Regions from separate parts of the Mus musculus genome. Here region 1 is linked to region 2. A link is a loop called in an ENCODE intact Hi-C map of the cell type or tissue named here. Cell type or tissue: left cerebral cortex. All regions are shown on one strand. Links, peaks and the distances in the headings refer to the core of each region. The heading gives the core; the rest is flanking DNA.

Region 1 (2,923 bases), core at 157-2,656, 410 kb after region 2:
CACATATAGGTATATAGAATGAAATATGAAAAAGCACCTTGGAGATAAGAACAAAGAGAAAATTCTGAGAAAATCCTGAAAGTGGTTTCCTTCTAATGAAAAGAATGAAGCATGAGGCAGGATTTTTTTTTTTTTTATCAAAGATGGCAGAATGAGATTTCAGTGTTTATAGACACAATGACACTTTAACACAGAAAATAAAAATAATAACTCAATGAGAAATGCAAAGAAGAAACAAGTAAGGAGACTTATCTTTTGCTATTTAATTAAAATTATAACACTTGCCCCTCCCTTTCTTTCCTCTTACCCCTCACATGCCAGGTTTCCCCAAATTTTTCTGCTTCTTCTAATAATTATTGTCATAAATATTATATATAATATAAATATGCAATATGTTATGAAAATGTATAAATAAAACATACTGACCTTCTTTATTGTTGTCTGCATATATAGCTTTCAAGGGCTGACTACTTGGATTTGGATAGTCAATTGAGTATCGTCTTAGGATAAAACAAATTCTCTTTCTTTCTCTCACTCTCTTAGCAGTTGTTAATTGCTAACGCTTGCAATTCTTTGCCTAGGCATGTGGCTTGTGAGATTTTCCCTATCTAACTTGGGATGTTGGAATACCAAGTGAACTTGGAATTGTTTATGTCATTTTAAACAGCCATATTTTTGAGATTCAATGGTATACAATTCCTATCATAACTAGAAAACGAAATGTTGTATATCAGTGAGCCAGGTCTCAGGAAGCAAATGCACTGCTAAGCTTCTATGTTTAGCACAAAGACATGAGTTCAGATTTCTAGCACCCACATACAAAGTCAGATGTGGTGGCATATTCCCAGAGATAAATAAGCAAAGACAGGTTTATACTGGGTTATCATTCACCAAACAGTCTATCTAAATCAGGGATTTCTCTTTGTGGGAAATCCTGTCTCAAAAATTAAGACAGAAAAAAAATGAAAGCCACCTGATATTAATCTCTGGCCATTATGTACACACATATATGCATACATTGCCACAAATGTGTGTGCACACTTGTATAAATATGTTTAGTCATGTATCCTGTACATGCACATAAAATAATAAATTAATAAAAAATCAAGCAAGAAAAAACAAAAGAGAGAAAGCAAAAAAGGAAGGGAGGAAGAGAGAAAGAAAGGAAGGAAGGAAGGAAGAAAGAAAGAAAGAAAGAAAGGAAGGAAGGAAGGAAGGAAGGAAGGAAGGAAGAAGGAAGGAAGGAAGGAAGGAAGGAAGGAAGGAAGGAAGGAAGGAAGGAAGGGAGGGAGGGAGGGAGGAAAAAGAAAAGAGAAGAGAAAAAAGAAAAGAAAAGAAAAGAAAAGAAAAGAAAAGAAAAGAAAAGAAAAGAAAAGAAAAGAAACAAGACAAGACAAGACAAGACAAGACAAGACAAGACAAGACAAGACAAGACAAGACAAGACAACCAACTTTTGGATGACCAGTTTCTCTCCTGGGTATCATCTATTGCTTCTTGATGACATTCTCGGTAGGTGTAGGCGTCTGTTCTTACAGTTGGCTAATGCTTAATTTAAGCTCACTTTTCAATGGTAGAGATAATCACCCACCTACACAATTCTAAATACAGCTTGCTTTCTTGAGCTGTCCCCTTTAGGTAACTAAGGTAACAGTGGCTGTGACCACTCTCCCACATCCTTTTCTCTTTAAGAGTCAAATGACTCATAATAAAAGCAAGGCCAAGCAATGTGATGCTTGTGTGAAAATGGGTTTCCACTTTCCTGTGTATCCTGAGAGACTTACTGACAACTTTGCACATGACAGTATCCTCTGCTCACGGTCTCTTACAGACCCTACACCAACCATGAGCTATGGAAAACAGCAACAACAAAAACAAACAAACAAACAAAGCCAACATGGCTTGGAATTCATCTTGAATAGGCATTGGAGCAATGCCTGCTGGTGACCTGAAGTTAGCTAATTCTCTCAGTAGATGGCACAGTCGTTTTTCCATTGCACACCCTAATTACCACATTTATATCATCACACTTGGCAACTTGAACTGGAAGACATTTTAAACAGATTTTCTTTTATGCCTTATTTTGGTCTATGGGACCTAGAATCTACTGAATGCAGAATCCTCTGGAGGATAATCTCAGAAACTCCATCTCACACCTGTGAGAACGTCTATGACAGATACCTTGACTCTATTATTGAGTGGGAAGACTGATCTTGTCTGGGGTCATTCTTTGGGTTTGGGTCCTAGCCTGTCTGAAGAAGACAGAGAGAGCTGAGTACACGAATCAGTCACAAGAATCAGTCTACCTCCTCTTTACTGAGGATACTGAACTTTTCTCATTGTTTGGTTTTGTTTCCTTTTTTTTTTTTTTTTTTTTTTTTTTTGATTTTGGCTTAGATTTTGTTTTGATTTATTGTTTTCTTTGTTTGTTTGTTTTGCTTTGTTTTGTTTGGTTTGAGAATTGCTGGCTGTCTTGTAAATTCCTCTGTGGACCAGGCTGGCCTGAAACTCACAGAGATCTACCTGTCTTTAGCTTCTGTCCAATTTCAGGAATTAAAAGCTTATGTCAGCACCCCTGCCTACCTATTCCCATTATGATGGGTGAAACTTTGAATTGTGATTTAAAAAACTAATAAAAATAACAGCATCCTTTGCCTTGAGTTGATTTTGTCAGGGTGTTTTAAAATAGCAAAAGAGGAGTAAGCCATACAGATACTACTAATAGAAAACCTAGAAGTTTCCTGAAGGGGTCTTTGTCATCTTCACAGTCTTATTAGGTCTCAATTTCTTTTTCTTTACTTTTTATTCTTTTACAAAAAGACTCTTTACTGGTCCTTTGTGAATTTCATATCGTCTACCTCAGTGTCACTTATCTCCTGGTCTTCTCATACCTGCTCTTGCAATATCCCCTTCCCCAACAGAGAA
Region 2 (2,923 bases), core at 273-2,772:
TATGCTTTAACATATTCCCTGACATTTGCTGGTTGGTACACAGTTAGTGAATCCAAGTGTTCTGGTTTCATTTCTCTTAACGGTGATAAAACACTTTGCCCTAAAGCAACTTAATGAGAGAGATAAGTTATTCAGCTTAGGTATAGCTCACAATTCCAAGGTATAGCCCACAATCTTAAAGTTAAACAGGAGCTTAAAGGATTAATACCCAGGACCAAGAGAAGAGAGAGAATAGAAATATTAATCCTTGCTTGCTTGCTTTCATCCAGCTTTCTTCTGTGCTCTTCTGCTGGGTCAAATCTGCCACTTGCAATGGTCTGTGTGAATCAAGCCAGTGCTTAACAGACATTCTTGTTGGACAACCTGATCTAGATAGTTCTACACTTGAGGCTGTCTTCTCTGGTGATTCTAGCTCAGTTGGTAATTAAACTCCCAACACAACACAAGCTAATATTAAACCCCAAAAGGGAAGGAAGCAGATGAAAAATGGTGAATCCTGTATTATGGAAGAATGGGCAGCAAATCCCTCTTATATTTTATTATCCTTCTTTCCCAGGGTATAATCCCTTTCTTTCAGTGATTTTGAGTTATGGTTTTATAAAAATTGCATATGGAATATGTCTCTTAACATAATATAATGAAATAAGTGATAGTAATTTAAACTAAAATATAAGAATAATAATGGGTAATTAATATTTTAGAAGTCTTGTGTGCTAGAGGCTGCTCCAAATACCTTATTCATATTGGTTTCTTAATCCTCTGAATGAGTTCATGCAACATTTAAGGTGCAGACAGGTTAAATAAATTGTCCATTTTCTGTGGCACAGCTGTGATTTGCCATCTGACTTCAGTGTGAGTTCTAAATTACATTTGTGTGTGTGTGTGTGTGTGTGTGTGTGTGTGTGTGTGTGTGCATCTAACAACAGAAGAGACAGCCATAGCGATTCTTAAGAAGGATCTATTGGAATATGACTAAAAATGGGTTGCATACTTGATCACTTCTTTCAATAAAGAAACTGGCACTTTATAATTTCCACTGTTACCCTTTGGAGATGACAGATTGAAGTGAAAATTTCTTGTTTCTTTGGATGCTTGTTGTGTTATGTGATTTTTTTTTCTAGAATCTGTCTTATAAGAAGATGTTTTGCCTAAGCAGACACATGTTTCAGTGAGGAGAGACATGTGAAGTTTTTCTGGAAGCAGCCTGGAAAAAAGAGCATGTGATGTTTTGCTAGAGTGGAAGCTTGAGGGAACCTGAGAACCCGTGATGTTTAGGAAAGGTATAAATATAACTCAACAGACAGTGATGGGGCTCTGGCATAGCTTTGCCTTGACATTCTTTGCTAGGTATCTTTGGTGTGACTTCATAGTGAGAAATGAGCCAAAGAACTTCTGGTTCTGTTCTGGCAGCTTCTTGCCACTTCTGCAGACTTGGCCCTATTGACAGAACCTCAAGGTTTCTTCGGGTACAAACTACCATTAATGACTGGTGAATGAGGATTATGAGAGGATCTAGCTGCCGAACTACAGATATCCTGACAATGCAGTTTGGATTCATGCTAAAGTACTATTTCTAACTATGTTCACATCCTCCTTTGTCCTATTAACCTTTTCTTTCCACTCCTGGTGGGTGATGGGCTAGAAGGGAGGTTAAGGCATTTAAGAACCCTCAATAAAAGTAGGGATTGAGAAATCTAAGCCTACAACAAATGAGTTAAGGCTTGAGGTATGATGGAACTGATCAGTGTGGTAGGGAATTCTTTTAAACACTGTGTACATTACCCAGGAGTCACAGCTAGAGAGGAAGTAAGATGGGGACAGAATTGTCACCTGAATTTGAGATTTGTGCTCTTCACACTGCTTTGTCCAACAGAGACATCCTGAAAGTGTCTAGAAAAAGATCCTTTATGGATTTTACTTCAATAAAATAACACACTTAGAAAGAAAAATACTCTTCCTTCTTCTTTCTCTTGTGCCTATAGCAAGTCATGGGTCAACTTTAAATCCATGTGATCTTTCAAAATAGATATACAAAGGGCTACTGCCAATAAATGGGGGAAAACATATTTAGCAAACAAGGTAGAAGGGAATTGGTAGCTGTTTTTGGCCTTGGCATTTGAAGAAACTGGCCAGGTCAGAAGAAAAAATAAGAAAGCAGATATTCAAGACAGATTAAAACAGCATGAACAAAACAGAGTGCGAAAGTGCAAGACAATTGACTTGTTCTCTGTCGATGGGTTTCAGGAAGTGTGAAGTGATGACTGGGAGGAAGCCCACAACACTGGCCTGGAGAGATGCAGAGGCCTTTGTTAGCTTTAATAAGTCAAATGCAGAAGGCAATAGAGAGCTATCCTAAGACATTACACAACAGAATGGTGTGATCAATTTATTTCACATATTTACTGAATTTCTATCGTATACAAAATTCTGTCATCTAGCCACAGGACTGCAGGCATACAGGGAATTATTTGTTGTGAGGGAAGAAGCAGCCACACAAGTACACCAGACACTGAGATGGTTTCTATGATCAAAAAGAAAAGTTTTAAAAGATTGTATAATGTGCCCTTACGGTTAGTCTTAGAATCAATTAACGTGGAGAAGAAATTGTGGGGTCAGTAAGATGATTTCTTTTTCTTTTTTTTTATTAGATATTTTCTTTGTTTACATTTCAAATGTTATCCCCTTTCCTAGTTTCCTCTCCAAAAATCCCCTATCCCCTCTCCCTTCTGCCTGCTCCCTAACCCACCCACTCCTACTTCCTGGCCCTAGCCAGGAACTACTATTACTTCCTGGGGCATAGAATCTTTGCAAGACCAAGGGCCTCTCCTCCCATTGATGGCCTACTAGGCCATCCTCTGCTACATATGCTGCTAGAAACAGAAGTCCCACCATGTGTTTTCTTTGATGGGTGGTTTAGTCACAG

What was found. Peaks named below come from ENCODE experiments on the same cell type or tissue, not always from the same donor. Only the 100,000 strongest peaks of a DNase experiment are listed, where the experiment ranks them.
Region 1: it touches region 2 in a loop (2.0-fold over the local background); 2 of 42 quality-filtered maps call a loop at or near these places.

What each region holds. Positions count from the first base shown.
Region 1 is chr14:114,135,300-114,138,222 of GRCm38, reverse strand. No RefSeq gene overlaps it. Among named protein-coding and RNA genes, the nearest start is that of 4930524C18Rik, 700 kb to the left of the region's middle. In left cerebral cortex, for the core only: no CTCF peak of the experiment used is centred there; a DNase peak (open chromatin) is centred at 1,667.
Region 2 is chr14:114,542,527-114,545,449 of GRCm38, reverse strand. No RefSeq gene overlaps it. Among named protein-coding and RNA genes, the nearest start is that of 4930524C18Rik, 290 kb to the left of the region's middle. In left cerebral cortex, for the core only: no CTCF peak of the experiment used is centred there; a DNase peak (open chromatin) is centred at 1,281.